Linked DNA regions of Mus musculus: region 2 is linked to region 1. A link is a loop called in an ENCODE intact Hi-C map of the cell type or tissue named here. Cell type or tissue: gastrocnemius. All regions are shown on one strand. Links, peaks and the distances in the headings refer to the core of each region. The heading gives the core; the rest is flanking DNA.

What was found. Hi-C counts contacts between places; a loop is a spot of excess contacts. Peaks named below come from ENCODE experiments on the same cell type or tissue, not always from the same donor. Only the 100,000 strongest peaks of a DNase experiment are listed, where the experiment ranks them.
Region 2: a loop joins it to region 1, with 7 times the contacts of the local background. A loop is called at or near these places in 29 of 42 quality-filtered maps.

What each region holds. Positions count from the first base shown.
Region 1 is chr10:24,126,697-24,135,036 of GRCm38, reverse strand. Gm40614 (predicted gene, 40614) reads left to right here and starts at 2,553. Exons shown (of 2, transcript NR_168522.1): 1 at 2,553-2,757. In gastrocnemius, for the core only: a CTCF peak has its summit at 3,394 (motif pointing right); a DNase peak (open chromatin) is centred at 3,394; H3K4me3 peaks cover 827 bases.
Region 2 is chr10:23,807,848-23,816,187 of GRCm38, reverse strand. Slc18b1 (solute carrier family 18, subfamily B, member 1) reads right to left here. Exons shown (of 14, transcript NM_183116.2): 6 at 5,243-5,399. Among named protein-coding and RNA genes, the nearest start is that of Slc18b1, 15 kb to the right of the region's middle. In gastrocnemius, for the core only: CTCF peaks have their summits at 843 (motif pointing left) and 3,838 (motif pointing left); DNase peaks (open chromatin) are centred at 840 and 3,843.

The sequences.
Region 1 (8,340 bases), core at 84-8,083:
GTTCTTGTTGGTCAGTGGAGAGCTGAAGTTGAAGTTGAGCTAACTATAAATGGTGTGCGCAGGGGTTGGGGGTCAGGGTGAGGCACTTTCTTTGTACCAAGTGTAATACAGGAAAAGATGGAGAACATTGTCTCAGCCGTGTAGGGGCTGTCTTTTCTAGAACACAGAATAGAACAGGACAGAGGTTCCTAAACACTACTGTTTTGAGGGGCCAGGGGGCCCAGGTGAAATAGCCCAAAAACAGCCACATGATAAAGCATGCGATTTGTATTGACAGGTCTGGGTACTGGGGACCAGCTGTGTACAGTACTGTAGCCCTGTGGTAAGTGTAGCCTTTCTGCAAGTGTATGGAAGCTATAGCCGTAGTCAACCAAGTCCTCTGCCCAGCCCCAGTTGGAAAAGCACGCTGAAAGGACGTGTCACATACTTTAAAAACCCAACAGGACCTGAGGGATGGCTTGGTAGTAAGGAACTCCTTCCACCACGTCTGGCTCTTTAACTTTGACTTCCAGCACTCACACCATAGGAGAGAACTTTGTCCATAACATTGTCCTCTGACCGCCACACAAACGTCAAGGTGCAGATGCCCCCCTCCCCCAAACAAATAAAAGTTAAAAAGTAAAACAAAATAAACCTCAGGACATTTGTGAAGAGTGTAGAAGCCTGCCCAAGGGGATTTTAAAGGGCGTTTTTTACATATTTAAGACACCTAGCCAGGGGCACAGATAAACACACAAGACTGTAGATAACAGAGTGCTCACTGAGCCAGAGGGCCCGTTCAAACAGCTCTGGAATTCACAAAAAGGAGGCTTGGCTAATATACTTAATCTCTCAAACTCCTGTTTCCTCACCCAGGAAATAGAGACAAAGATATTTCAAAGGTTCTCTGTGATGATCACCAGTATAAATTCAAGAAAATAACTAATATTATCAGTGTGTTATGATTTTATTTTATAAAGCATGGACATACAGACACACAGACACACACACACACACACACACACATACACACACTCAGGCAGGGAGTCAAAATCTGGAAGAATATACTTATAAACATCCTTATGGTTAATTTTTTTTTCTATTTGCTTCTGAATTTTTTTCCCTTTAAGTGAGATACATGAGGAAGAACAAGTCTGTTTATTTGAAAGCAAATGAACCATGTAGACTCTGAGAGAATGGTGTCCTGGAAATGGCTCAGGATGACGTGGTCCTGAGAGAATCACTCTCTGGTCACAGAAATTGAATGAGGTGCAGTGAAATTATTCTATGTTCATTAATGTTTTTCCAATGTTATCTATTTTTGTTTATGTATAGTGTGCTCTTTTCTGCATGTATGTCTGTATGCTAAATGTGTGCAGAGACTGCTAAGGCCAGAAGCAGACATCAGATCTTCTGGAACGGGAGCTACTAGGGTGGTCATGGAAACCCAGTTTGGGTCCTCTTAACAAAAAGAGCTTTCCCAGGTCCCCCTTGAGTTTATTATTTAAGTCTTAAATATTTTTTTTAACATGGAGGACTGCCTGTGATAGTAAGCTAACCCTCAATTTAAAGGTTAGGAGATAGCCAATTGAAACTGCACTTGGATATTTCTGCTCATGACCAGTTGGCTCCAGTTTTTCTTAAAACTTCCTGCTTTCTAGAGTGATAGGCAAGGTATGGCACTGCGTGTGGGTGTGAGTGTTGCTTCCGGAAGGACCACAGGAAGTGGACAGACTCAGAAAGAGAATGGGGAAGTGACAGATACTGCAGGAGGGAGTGGGGAGGGAGAGGAGGAAGAAAGAAGTGAGAAGTGAGGAGATGAGAGAGAGGGGAGGGGAAGGAGGGAGGGAGGGAGGGAGGGAGGGAGGGAGGGAGGGAGGGAGGGAGGGAGAGAGAGAGAGAGAGAGAGAGAGAGAGAGAGAGAGAGAGAGAGAGAGAGAGAGAGAGAGAGAGAGAGAACAAATATCTGGCGGCAGCAGCAGAATACCCAAACAAGGAGGTAGCCATTTAGAAACATACTTTCTCTTGTTCCTTGCGGCCCTTTCTTTGTCTTTCCATCACTTTTCCCTTTTAAATACTCTGTTTCCATTTGTGGCTCTCACAGCCCCCTCACATTACCAAACACAGTTCTCCATTTGGACTCTTATAGTCCCACGTTGACTAGCAAAAAGTTTGTGAGCAGCATTACAGAGTCAGCTCTGATAACAGTTACAAACTCGGTAAAGTCTGTGACTAACCATCCAGCGACAGTGAAAATCCTCCAAACAACCAAGCAAATATAAGTTCACATTTAGCCTTTTAAAGGTGCGGGGTCACACAGATTGGAAGAGGAATGCCATTTCTTACAGTTTACTCAGGAGCCTCTTTGATAGGAGGCACTCAAAAAACAAAAACAAAATCAAGACAAAAACAAAACAAAAAACCCCCAATGTCTTCAACCAGGCTCTCCCCAAGGCCAGTCTCTCCAGCTCCCGGGTGCCCTTGCTGCTCTCTAGCCTGAAGGAAACTATTGTTTACTTGGCCCCTCCCTAAGTAGACTCTGAACTTATTCAGCTGCTCCCTGCATTCTTAGCACCTGCGCGGAAGGACGCCTGGCCTCTAAAGTGCTTAGCAAGCTTGTCTCAGTGGATGTTACCTGACTTTCCTAAGTCCTTGTTGAGACTTCTCCTTTAAAACCGTGTCAGGATCCCATGGAAAAGCTGTTGAGAAAAGCTTACTCAGGATCCAGTTTAGATTCAAGAGGGAAATGTCTGCAGAACACCAGGAGATCTGAAGCAGGTACCCTTAGTGAAGACTAATGTGATTCTGATGAAGAGAAGAGTTTCAAACTCTTAGCTCATTTTTATGAAGACATTATGATTATGATTTTTTTTTGGCAGAGAGAGGACCTTGGAGCTGTGGGCTGGTACACTTTAGCTGGCGACTGGCCTGCAGATGCTTTAGCTCAGGACAGCTAGTCACAGCAGGTGAAGGGAGAGTCGTTTCGAGTTCAATGACATGATTCTAGAGTCCACTAATATTTTTAAGTGTTATTTATTCTGGCACATTTTCAAAGTGTTTTGTTGCAGGATCAGGGTGGAGGAGAGGTCTAATTTCTTTTAAAGATTTTTTTTTTTAATGGTGCCCAGAGGTATGGTTACAATTACTGTAGTTTAACACACAAATCCATGGGCAATCAGGAATTGGGACGTAAAACTAGACAGGAGTAACACTGGGGGTGGGGTGGGGGTGGGGGTGGGGGGGAGCTGTTCCCGGAATTCAGGACCCAATATGGCTTCTTCTTGAGATCTTGTCTGTTCTCACCCTGGAGTCCATCTTGTTAGAGCCAAAGTTTTCGTACCTTTGAAAGAAATAGCCCAGGTTTCTCTTGCTTTCGGTTCCTTTTGATCAGTTTACGGTTGTTCAAATTGACCACTAGGGGGCAGCAAATTACAGCAGAAGTAGAGGTCCTTATGTATGCAATAAGCTTGAAACAGCCTTTAAAAAAGACTCATGTCCTAATCCACTTTTAGCTATTGTTCTCAAACTTAGTTCATACTGTCGTTATGTACATTATTTCTAAGTTATTAGAGGAGTTCCCTCAGGAATGAAACAATAGTGCCTGGATACATGGTTTTGTTTTATTGTCTTTTAGAAAACATCTTCTTTCTTTCTTTCTTTCTTAGTGAAAATCATACTGCAACAAACTCAAATAAAAATATGACACTGCATGGTTAGAATGGTCATTCTGAAGCCGTGGGTCTTCCCTTGGGGTTTTACACATTAATTATCAATTATAAAAAATAAAACAAAAATAAAAACAAGAACAAACACTCCAGAGTTGAAATTAGAAAACCAAGTAGTTTTTTGTTCCCTTTTCACAGCTTCTGTGTCCTTTTGCCTGCTTTCTGTCCTGCCCTGTCACCTAAGAGGACCCTTTTGGGGTCTCCATTGTAAATATTATGCTATGCTTACACTTAAATGTTTCCATAAATACATGTCTATGCTATATGCTGGAATCTGCATGTGAGAGAGAATAAGCAAGCACGTTTTCTCTTTCTGAAGTTGTGTGTACCGCCCCCCCGCCCCCCACCCCCGGAATAGTATTCATTCTGAGTTCAGTTTCCTGGGAAATTCTGATCTCATTCTTCTTCATAGATGAATAATATTCCATTTTATATATGTACTAGGGTTTCTTTATCCATCCATTTGTTGACAGGCATCTAAGTTGTTAACGTTTCCTTGCTATAGTACACAGAACAGAATTCTACTCGGATGTGCAAAAATGTCTCTGTGTAGGATATGGAGTGGAATCACTGGGTCATGTGGTAGGGGTTGTAGTCATTGTTGTGTTGCTGTGAAGAGAATCCACAGCCACAGGAACTCTTACAAAGGGGGGTCATTTAACTGAGGTTTGTGACAGTTTCAGAGGTTCAGTCCATTGTCCTGATGGTGGGAACACGGCAGTGCGTATGCAGACACGGTGCTGGCTTGGTTTTTTTTTTTAAACCTCAAAACCCACCCTCAGTGACACACCTCCTCCAACTGGGCCACACCTCTTAATCCTTTCATATAGTGCTGGAGGCCAAACATTTAAATCTATGAGTCTATGGGGGCCGCTCTCATTCAAACCACCATAGCAGTTTTAGACTTAAGTTTCTGAAGACCCGCCACCCTGATATCCATGATGGTCACATTAATTTGAACTACCAACAGCAGGGAATAAAGATCTTTCTCCACATCTTCTCCATTGCCAGTTTTCTTGATGGTAGCCATTCTGACTAGGGTGAGGTGGTATCTACCTCAAAGTAGTTTTAAAAAACAAAGACAAGAAGGACTGGAGATGTTGAACATTTTGTTAAACGGCTTTTGTCCATTTGGTCTTTCTTTGAAAAATGTCTGCTCTGTACTCTAGCCGGTTTGCTGATCGGCAGTCTTATCACTTGGTATTTAATTTCCTCAGCTTTTGGAGGTCCCTGTGTGAAGCATACAGAGATTTTTCTCCCTTCCCGTGGGCTGTCTGCGCATGACGCTGACTGTTTCCTTTGCTGTGTGTGCAGAAATGCCTTGCTTCCATGTAGACTCACTATTGATACTTAGGCTAGTTCCTATGCTATGCAGAAAATTCTTGCCTTCCCCAGCACCTTGGAGACTATTTTTTAGGCTTTTATCTGATAGTCTTAGCATTTCAAGATTTTAAAATATTGTTTTATTATTTTATTTATTTATTTTACATCCTGACTGCAGTTTCCCGTTCCTCTGCTCCTTGTCCTTCCCTCCCTTGTCGCCTCCCTCTTCCTCCCCATCCACTTCTACAAGGACTTTGGTCCATTTTTTTATTGATTTATTCATACAAAGTGAGAGTTATTAGTCTAATTCCGTTATTCTGCAGGTGACTATCTAATTTTGCAAGCATGCTTTATTGAAGGGGCTTTGTTTCTAGTGCATGTTTTTTACCCCTTTGTCAAAAATTAAGTGACCATACTTTGTCTGTTTATTTCCAGGTCTTATATTCTGTCCCATTAGCCTTCCTGTCTATTTTTATGCTGGATCCAGGTTGTCTTTGTCACTATAGCTTTGGAGTATAGTTTGAGGTCAGGTATTATGCTACCACTAGCTATGATTTTGCATCTTATGACTGTTTGGGTTATTCATGGTTATATATTTTTATTGCTCTAGTTGGTGGCCTGAACCTGGAAGAATGGAGCCAAAAACTGAGGTGGACTAAAGTCTCATGCAATAGCCAACTTTATTCTGAGTATCAGACAATTTATATTCTGAGGGCATTATGAGCGTTAAGCCAGTTCAAATAAACGATGGTCACATGAGTTTAGGCTGTACACGGTTACAGCAATTTTTACATGATTAATTCCGCCAGTCCAGGAGGGTGGAAGCTTCCTATATTCTTTACTATCTTGTTTGACCTCCTTTTCTACTGCCTTGAAGTTTTTGTTTACATGTGTTTGTAACTTTTTATAACACCATAAAGGAATTTTTTTTTTTTTTTTTTAGTTTTTTGAGACAGGGTTTCTCTGTGTAGCCCTGGCTGTCCTGGAAATCACTTTGTAGACCAGGCTGTCCTCGAACTCAGAAATCTGCCTGCCTCTGCCTCCCGAGTGCTGGGACTAAAGGTGTGCTCCACCACGCCTGGCTGGGATATTTTTCTTAATTCTTTTTCTCTGAGAGCACATTATTTGTTTCAATATGGAAATTCAAATATGGGGCCTCCAGTTTTCCTTGAGTTTGGATTACGCAACTTTAAATGTTCATCAAATCAAAACATTTTCTAGTAGATCCTAAAGAGTCTTTTAAGTGTAGAATCATGGCATCTGCAAATACGGATAGTTTGGCTTCCTACTTTCCTATTTTGATTTATTCATATCTTTCTGATTGCTATAGCTAAAGCTTCGGGTCCTATATTGAACAAGAAAGAGAGCAGGCATGCTTACCTCTTTCCAGATCGTAGAGAATATCCACTTGTCTTTGTTTGCTATAAGGTCGACATCTTAGTTATCAACCTATTGCTGTGAGGAGACACTATGACCAAAACAACTTATAAACGGAAGTATTTAGCTGGGGGCTTGCTTACAGGTTTAGGGGGTTAGTTCATGAACATCATGGCAGGGAACATGGTGGCATGCAGACATAGTGCTGGAGCAGTAACTGGGGCATTTGATTCATAAGTTGTGGACATAGAGAGACTGTGCCTAACGTCAGCTTTCGAAACCTTAGAGCACACACCTAGTGATACACCTCTTCCAACAAACCCACACCTCCCAGTTCTGCTCAAACAGCCCTACTCGCTGGAGACCAAGCTTTCAAATATAGGAGCCTGTGGGGACCACTCTCATTCAAACCACCACAGTTGCTTTGGTTTTATTATTTTGAGATATTCTCCAGTCATTCCTAATATCTCCAGGACTTTTATCATGAAGGGATATTAAATTTTGCCAAGTGCCTTTTTGGCACTAAAAGAAACGGTTAGGTAGCTTCTGTCCTCAAGTTATATATATATATATATATATATATATATATATATATATATATATATATATATATATATATATATATTGTTGCATTTATTGTTTTAAGTATTTTGTGTGATCTTAATGTGTTTCTGAATTTAATTTGTAAGTATTTTTTTTTAGAATTTCTGTGTCTGTGTTCAAGAAAAATTGGTCTTTACCTGGTTTTTGTATCATAATAATCTGCCTTTGTGTAATGAACTGGATAGTGTTCCTTCACTTTGTATTTTGAAAATGAAGACTTAACACCAGCTCTTTCTTAAAAAGCTTAGTAAATTCAGCTGTGAATCCATCTGACCCTGGGCTTTTCTTTGAAGGGGGGCTTTTTGGTTTGTTGGTTTCTTGGTTTTTTGTTCTTTTTTTTTTTTCAAGACAGGGTTTCTCTGTATAGCCCTGGCTGTCCTGGAACTCACTTTGTAGACCAGGCTGGCCTCAAACTCAGAAATCCGCCTGCCTCTGCCTCCCGAGTGCTGGGATTAAAGGCGTGCGCCACCACCGCCCAGCTTGAAGGGAGGCTTTTTAACCTAGCTTCAACCTCACAGCATGTTATGAGTCTGTTAAATGGTTGGGCCCTCTGGCTTTTCACTTTGGTAGGTGATACGGATTTAGAATTTACCTATTTCTTCTTTTTTTCCAGCATTTGAGAGTATAGATTTTTCAATAATGTTCTATATTTCATTGTTGTTTGTTTTAATAATCTCTTTTTCAGCTCTAACGTTAATTTCTGTTTTTTCTTACTTAGGTTGGCTAAGAGTTTGTCAGTCTGACTTTTACAAAAATGACTGGTTATTTTAGGCTCCGTTACTTTCTTAATTCTTGCTATCCTTTGCTGTCTGTTGGGCTTGTGAGTGGCTGCTTGCTGTTTTCCCTAGGCTCATCCTTAGGGGATTTATCTGGGATTCCTCAGATATTTGAGTGGGGCACTCATTGCCATAAGGATTCCTCTAGGGCTGCCTTGGTTGTGCCCCAGATGTTCTGAGAAACTGTCTTTTTTATTTTCACTGTCTCTAAGAACTTTTAGAATTTTCTTTATGATTTCTTTTGAATGAACCATTGTTCAAAGATAAGTCTCCAAGTCTTTCTGTAGTTTCTTTTGTTATTTTTTTTAACTTTTATTCCATTTTAATATGATAGAGCACAAAGAGTTATCTCGATTTTTAAATCTGTGAATGTTTGACTTGTGTCTCATAACTTGATCAACTTTGAAGGATGCATTCTCCTGAGAAAATGAATATTCCCTAACTGCTGGTAACATTTCTCTGTATCTGACAAGTCTAGTTCACCCACACTGTATTTTAGCTCCAATGTTTCTTTGGTTATTTTTGGTTTGTAAGCCCTAGCTAAATATGAGGAGGGG
Region 2 (8,340 bases), core at 234-8,233, 320 kb after region 1:
TAATAAAAATGAATTGTACAGTTGGGTTGCCCGAAATTAAATAGTATCATCTACATCAGCTTCCAAACTCTTCATCTTTAGAAGGCATGATCAATTTTTATTGAAAAGACTGCCTTTCACCCTGGCGTGGTGACATATACTCAGCATCTCAGCACTTAGGAGGTAGAAGCAGGAGGTTCAGGAATTCATTTCATCCCCCGCTACATAGTGAGTGAAGCCAGCCTGGCTCCGTAAGACTGATCTCAAAAGACAAACAAAACAAAACTCCAAAATAAAAAAAAAATAATAAAAAAAAAGCAAATCTCAGGTTTTCAAACACAAATAGTGTCTGTCCAGTGCAATCAGTGTGTGCCGGGAGGTTTTCACCTTATAATCTAGAAGTAAGGCCTTTTGGATGGGACAGTGGCATGAACAGCCACAGAGAAATCACCATCTGTGCTTCGAGCTCCACCAGGGGTGTGTGTATGTGTGTGTGTGTGTGTGTGTGTGTGTCATGGGAGGGGGGGGTTCCTAATTTTCTTTGTAAAACAAGACCTGGTTACTTTTGTGAGTGCAAACTAAACCCTACATTGAGAGACTGGAAGGCGGTGTGTCACTGTGTGAACGACTTTTATCATTTAAGATCATGTCTCCCAGTCTCCTAACCCAAGTTCATGACTATCTGAGTATCAGCATGGCTATCTGCAATATCTAAATATTCAAAGACTGTGCAAACTTTTGTTATTTTAGGTAATATTCTCAGGGAAATTTTCAGAATACAGAGAATACTGTCATTCAAAAGCGCAACCCTCAAACCAGAGTATGTATTTTACTTTAGAGAGGGTATAGTGCCACCTTGTGGCATAGCCAGGTATTGCCAGCAGGCAGTTGATCTTAGTGGATTTTGAACTTCAATGAATTTGAATTGAAAATTACAAAAGATGGGCTGGAGAGATGGGTTGGCAATTAAGAGCACTCACTTCTCTTTAAGAGGAACAGAGTTCTGTTTACAGTACCCACATCAGGTGGCTCACAACCACCAGTAGCTCCAGCTCCAGGGGCTCCAAAGCCTCTGCACTCATCACACAATTTTTTTTTTAAAGATTTATTTATTTATTTATTTTATTATATGTAAGTACACTGTAGCTGTCTTCAGACACACCAGAAGAGGGAGTCAGATCTCATTACGGATGGTTGTGAGCCACCATGTGGTTGCTGGGATTTGAACTCAGGACCTTCGGAAGAGCAGTCGGGTGCTCTTACCTGTTGAGCCATCTCACCAGCCCCCATCACACAATTTAAAATGGTAAAAATAACCAGGCATGGGGCACATGCCTTTAATCCCAGCAATTGGGAGAGAGAGGTTGTTGGAGTCTAAGTTCAAGGCCATCCTGGTTTACAAGAGTGAGTTGCAGGACAGCCAGACAGGGCTACACACACACACACACACACACACACACACACAGAGAGAGAGAGAGAGAGAGAGAGAGAGAGACAGAGACAGAGACAGAGAGACAGAGACAGAGACAGAGAGAAAACAACAAATAATATAATATTAAAATAAAAATAATTTTAAGGGCTGGTGAGATGGCTAGTGGTTAAGAGTGCCGACTGCTCTTCCAAAGGTCCCGAGTTCAAATCCCAGCAACCACATGGTGGCTCACAACCATCTGTAATGAAATCTGATGCCTTCTTCTGGAGTATCTGAGGACAGCTACAGTGTACTTACATATAATAAATAAATAAATCAAAAAAATTTTTTTAATTATAAAAAAACCTTTTGTTTTAATCTGTTACATTTCTTGCGTATACAGAAAGCATTATCTGTTATAATATATAGCTCAGTAAAGAACACTAGCTGCTCCTACAAAAGACAGAGGTTTAGTTTCCAGTGCCCACATGCCTTCTTTCTGACCTCTGTGAGCACCAGACATGCACACAGTCAAAAACTCACACACAGAAAATGAAATAAGTAAAATGTACCGATTGTTTTAAGTTTTAAAATAAAAGGATGGCTGGGCGTGGTGGTGCAAGCCTTTAATCCCAGCACTCAAGAGGCAGAGGCAGGTGCATCACTGAACTCAAATCCAGCCTGGTCCAGGATGGCCAGGGCTGCACAGAAAAACCCTGTCTTTAAAAAAAAATTATATAATAATAACAATAATAACTGGAAAAATCCAGAAACAACGAGTTTCTAAATTTTAAACAACTTTAATTATAGTAATCGTACTTGTTTTATGCTTTCATTATTATTGCTAATCTCCTTTTACAATTATTTAATTATTTAATGTGTATGTGGTGTTTTGCCTGTATGTCCGTCTGTGCCAGGAACCTGCCATGTGTTCCTGGTGCTTCAGAGGCCGGAAGAGGATGCTCTGTCCTGAGAGCTGAGTTACAGATGGTTGTGAACCACCATGTGGATGCTGGGACTTGAACTCTGTTCCTCTGCAAGTGCAGCTAGTACTCTTAACCGCTGAGCCATCACACCAGCCCCATATTGTTAATCTCTTAACTGTGCCTAATTTTAAATTAAACTTTACCGTAAGTATGTGTGCACACATCAAAACTTAGTAGAAGTGGGCTTGATGTGTGCTCTGGTCTTGTAGTATGTGGCCCACAAAGGAGGTGGGACTATTGTGTAACTCCATAGATCCTCCTGTCACCATGGTGTAAAGCAGGCTCCTCAGATTCTCAGGTTGAGGGTTTTAATGAGAGGCGTGGCATGCCATGACTGTTAGAACAGGACATCAGGGAACAACTGGAGAGCAGATATGGAAATGGGTCAAGGACTCCTAACACACAATGCTAAGTAGCCTAAGTATGGCGGGCCATGGGGGTGGAAGGAATGAGCAGCAGGTATTGAACACAGGATTCTAACTGCTCACAAGTCAAAACAAAAGACAACTTCATTACAGTTGCTGATGGCCCAGGGACTGCTTGTATTTTGATGCTAATTCCACTCTCCAGGGAGGGGCTTAGGACACGAATGAGTCCTCCCCCCTACTTAATTTGTAAAACAAAGGCTAGAGCCTGTGATTGGGCAGGAGAAGAGAAGGTGGAGCTGAAAGTTTGGGCGAGATGGAGGAGAGGGAGAAGAGAGGACGACAGAGGGGGTGGAAGGAAAGTGGAGCAGAAGCCCGTGGCCTGGAGGAACCACAAGCAAATAAGGGGTCTCACAGATGAGGAAGATGGTAGTGTAGCGGCAGATCTGCCCAATCTAGGCATGCAGTTTTATTCATATTAACTGAGTCGTGTTTTCTTTGCGTGGGTTTATTTGGGTTGGAGATTTCCTGTAACATCTATCCTAAAACTTTCAATGGCATTAAAACTTTCAATAACTGTAAGAGTGCACTTATTTAGGAACACTCCAAACTTAATATTATCGACCTTAGGGATTTTTTTAAATTCCAGTTTTAATTAGCCTGTCTTAGCTATCTTTTCTCATTTCCTAATGTAATAAAGAGTTTTTTTTTTCCTTTTGCTACATGAGAATCTAACCCCTTTCTTTTCTTTTCTTTTTTTCTTTTTCTTTCTTTTTTTTTTTTTGAGATTTTTTTTTTTTTTATGTATATGAGGACACTGCAGCTGTCTTCAGACACACACTAGAAGGAGGGCATCAGATTCCATTACAGATGGCTGCTGTGAGCCACCATGTAGTTGCTGGGAATTGAGCCTAGGTCCTCTACAAGAGCATCCAATGCTCTTCACTGCTGACCCATCTCCCCAGGTCTGTTGCTGACTGTTTAGCCATCATACCTGGACATAGCCCAGGATGCTAAACGAAGGGAAAACAACATAAAACAAAACAAACAAACAAAAAACTGATTCCTTACACTTGCAAAGAGGATAAGCACCACCTTGTGGTTTACTGTGGTATTGCCTCGCTGGCTCTGTTCTCCCCAGTTCCCCATAGTAACCTAGCAAGAATACAAGTTGACTACCCTACTAAGAATCAATGCTTACAATGTACATAACCTGGCTAGTAAGTTTCATTTGGACCAAAGGGAACTACCAATGAGCCACAGCTAAGAACCTGATGGCCCAAAGTGTTCTGTGCTCCTTGCCCTGGTTAGCTCCTATCAGTTAACCATGACAGTATGCAGCTGCTTATCACTGTGATTAGTGATTTATGTGGGGATGGAAACTTTGACCCGGAATGATTCCTTTACTGTGCCAGGAACTATTATCTTACTGTGTCCTTGTAACTATTACTGCTCCAGACAAGCAGAAGGCCCACTGGGAAGGAATAATTGGCCTTGACCGGCTACACTGAATGTTTTAGTTTGTTTGAGATGTATCTCAAAGAAACTCACGGAGTGAAAAACAAACGTGTCACTTTGTGCCCAGGATGGCGTGGAACTCACTAAGTACACAAAGTTGACCTAGAACCTAGAGTTGGGAAAGGTAGAGGCAGGAAGATCTCTGGGCGTGTGAGTTCCAGGGTGGGCAGGGCTACATAGTGAGACCGTATTAAAAACAAACCAACAAGCCGAGCGGGGGGGGGGGGGGGGGGGGGGGGGGGGGGTGGTGACACACGCCTTTAATCCCAGCACTTGGGAGGCAGAGGCAGGCAGATTTATGAGTTCAAGGCCATCCTGGTCTACAAAGTGAGTTCCAGGACAGCCAGGGCTACACAGAGAAACCCTGTCTCAACCACCCCATCCCACCCCCACCCCACCCCCCCCCAAAAAAAAAACAACAAAAGAACCTAAAGCCACATTGGCCTAGAACTTATAGGGATCTCACCTTGCTTTTACTGCTTTGTAGACAAAATGTGTTGCCCACAGCAGTTTCTGGTGATTTAGTTCAGCCCAATGGCAATGGCTTGTGAGGAGAAATTAAGTATTTTGATCCTCCTAAAACCTAGAAATTTTTGTGATATGCTTTTATTTATTTATTTGTTTGTTTGTTTGTTTGTTTGAAGATAGGGCCTCATGCAACCTAGGCTGGCCGTAAACTCACCCTATAGCTGAGGTGCTTTAAAGATGAGCACCACCATCGTTCTCTTTGTGTGGAGCTAGAGAGCAAACCTAGGACTTGATGCAAGTAGTCTGCTAATTGAGCTTTATCCCTAGTCCTCTGTAAGCAAAAGTTCTCATGAATTAATTACCCATGTTTTAGGAAAGAGAGCCAGTTTTTGAGGGTGTGGCAAAAGAGGTATCATTGATTACATTAACTAAAAGCCAACATACCGTAATGTATCCTTTACAAAGACATACAAATAAAATAAAAGGTCTAAAGCGAGTATTAAGTTTGAACTTACCATAACTAGGCAAAATGTATAGGTTGAGTGGTATCATCAGCAGGACTATGCACCCCAGAAAAATAAAGGGTACCTCGTAGCCAAAGGATTGATACAAAAGGCCACCTAAAGGGGGGCCTGCTACCAGCCCCAGTCCAGAAAAAACCTCAAGACTTCCCTAAAAGTAAAAAAAAAACAAAAAACAAAAATGAAACGAGGATTTAGCTCATGTATTTTAGATGAAGAATTACTAGTGTCAGGCATGATGACACAGACCTTTAATGTCAGCACTTGGGAAGTAGAGGCAGGTAGATGTCTATGAGTCCCAGGCCAGAAAGGGTGGCATAGTAAGACCCCATCTCAAAATGCCTGGTCCTGTAAACCTAGCTAGCCTCCCTGTGGCTGGTAAGGCCATAGACATGGAAATAGACCCTGGTAACTGCCATTTTCCTAAAGCAGTATAGTTTGTAACCACATTTGAAATATTTGTCCGTACATCCACAGGGAAGTGCACCTCCCACCTTTCATCAAAGACGTTTCTTTTCTAAGCTGCTGGAGCCCATTACAGAAATCTACAACTGGTCAAAATGTAAAATACAACTGGTCACAGGGTGTTCAACACCAACTGATATACATGCACTACAACCCATATACCTACGTCTCAGGGAGCACCAAGGAATAGGGGCAGAAGATGGAAAGAGCCAGAGGCCCAGGACATCTGCGATGAGAGAGTGTCCTCTGCATGAGACAGGGAAGTTGCATCCATGACATCCCAACAATACAGTTACCTGAGGAAGACCAGCATAGTGACTACACTAACTGACTGACGTGCCCGTGGATGGGAGAAATCTCACAGAGCTTTATCCCCAGGTGAGCACTATAGGCAACCAATGGCTGCTAAGAAAGGGAATCAGTATCCTCCAGGGGGAGCCCCGGGTTGGTTATCCAACTGTGGTCAGGGCTGAGCATAGAGACGTATGAGCAACACTAGATGAACTTGGTGGAAGCTGTGTTTACACACACACACACACACACACACACACACACACACACACAAAGCAGTAAACTAAGGAAAAGGAGTGGAAATTATACAAATATATTGTACTCATGTAGAAATTCTCAAAAATGTAAGCAAAAACAGAATTATGAGAGTACTACTTTTAAAAATGTCACTTCACAGTTTATACAGAGAGAGAGAGAGATGTTGGTTCACACACTGATACTATAGCACTGTTTGCAATGTGAAGCAAGGTGCAGTGGCAGACACCTGTGATCTCAGCACCCAAGAGAAAGGTTTCAGGCACCAAAACCAGGAGTTCAAGGTCAACTGTTGAGAGTTCTAGCAAGCCTGGCCTAAATGAGACCCTGTTCTAAACAAAGGAACAAAAGATGCAAATGATGTAAATATTCACTAGCATTTTAATTAACTAGGAGATATCTATGCGGTGTAAGTGTACACAGCCAGTAAAGAGAGAATGGATGGGTTTTATAACTAGATACTGTAGCCACCAATGTGAGTTTATCAGTAAAATTAGTGAGGTGTTAAATAGTGTGAAGAGTATGTCATCAACTGTGCAAAGAAAAGGGGGCTGGAGAGATGGCTCAGCTGTTGAGAACACGGACTACTCTTCCTGAGGTCCTGGGTTCAATTCCCAGTGGCCACATGGTGACTCACAACCATTTGTGATTAGACCCAATGCCCTCTTCTGGTGTGTTGAAGATAGCTACACTGTACTCATATACATAATATAAATAAATCTAGAGAGAGAGAAAGAAAGAAAGAAAGAAAGAAAGAAAGAAAGAAAGGAAGGAAGGAAGGAAGGAAGGAAGGAAGGGAGGGAGGGAAGAGAATCACTCTGCTACTCCATATGCACATGTATGTTTGTACATGTGTGTACATGTGTATGTATGTGCATATGTGTGTGTATACAAATGTACCTATCTGCACGTGTAAAAGTGTGCACATGTACTTGTGTGTACGTGTGCATATGTACCTGTCTGCACGTGTATAAGTGTGCACATGTACTTGTGTGTACGTGTGCATATGTACCTGTCTGCATGTGTATAAGTGTGCACATGTACTTGTGTGTACGTGTGCATATGTACCTGTCTGCACGTGTATAAGTGTGCACATGTACTTGTGTGTACGTGTGCATATGTACCTGTCTGCATGTGTATAAGTGTGCACATGTACTTGTGTGTACGTGTGCATATGTACCTGTCTGCACGTGTATAAGTGTGCACATGTACTTGTGTGTACGTGTGCATATGTACCTGTCTGCATGTGTATAAGTGTGCACATGTACTTGTGTGTACGTGTGCATATGTACCTGTCTGCATGTGTATAAGTGTGCACATGTACTTGTGTGTACGTGTGCATATGTGCCTGTCTGCACGTGTATAAGTGTGCACATGTACTTGTGTGTACGTGTGCATATGTACCTGTCTGCATGTGTATAAGTGTGCACATGTACTTGTGTGTATGTGTGCATATGTACCTGTCTGCATGTGTATAAGTGTGCACATGTACTTGTGTGTACGTGTGCATATGTACCTGTCTGCATGTGTATAAGTGTGCACATGTACTTGTGTGTACGTGTGCATATGTATTCGTATGCATGCGTAGATATGGAATCTTGGGAAGAAGCCGTCTTGGAGTAGCTCGGGCACTGGGTGCCTGGATGGCAGATGTGTGCTTGCAGTCAGAACAGCAATGCGATGTGTCAAACATTTACCATATTCTGTATTCCATTTCATACGTTTCTGATTTTATGCTGCATAAAATTAACTAAAGGTAAAATAAACAAGGCAGTCCTGTGGAAAAGAACCTTAATGTTGAGGAAACTGGAACATTTTAAATCAATCTAGTTTTCTAGGGCTTTAAATACACCCATGGCTTGTTGAATGGAATTAAGCAGTCTATCTAGCCTGTAAAGAAGACACACAATCCAGGTATTTTATTTACAAACTGTAAGCCTAGACTGGGCAGTTTCGGAGCTGTTCTAACTTATGTCCCAGCCATAATGCCCTGTATTACTGCTGTTCTCCTGGCCCTGAGATCATGGCCCATCTCCTCTCCTGGCGGCCTACCCCAGGTCTATCTCCTCTCCTGGCGGCCT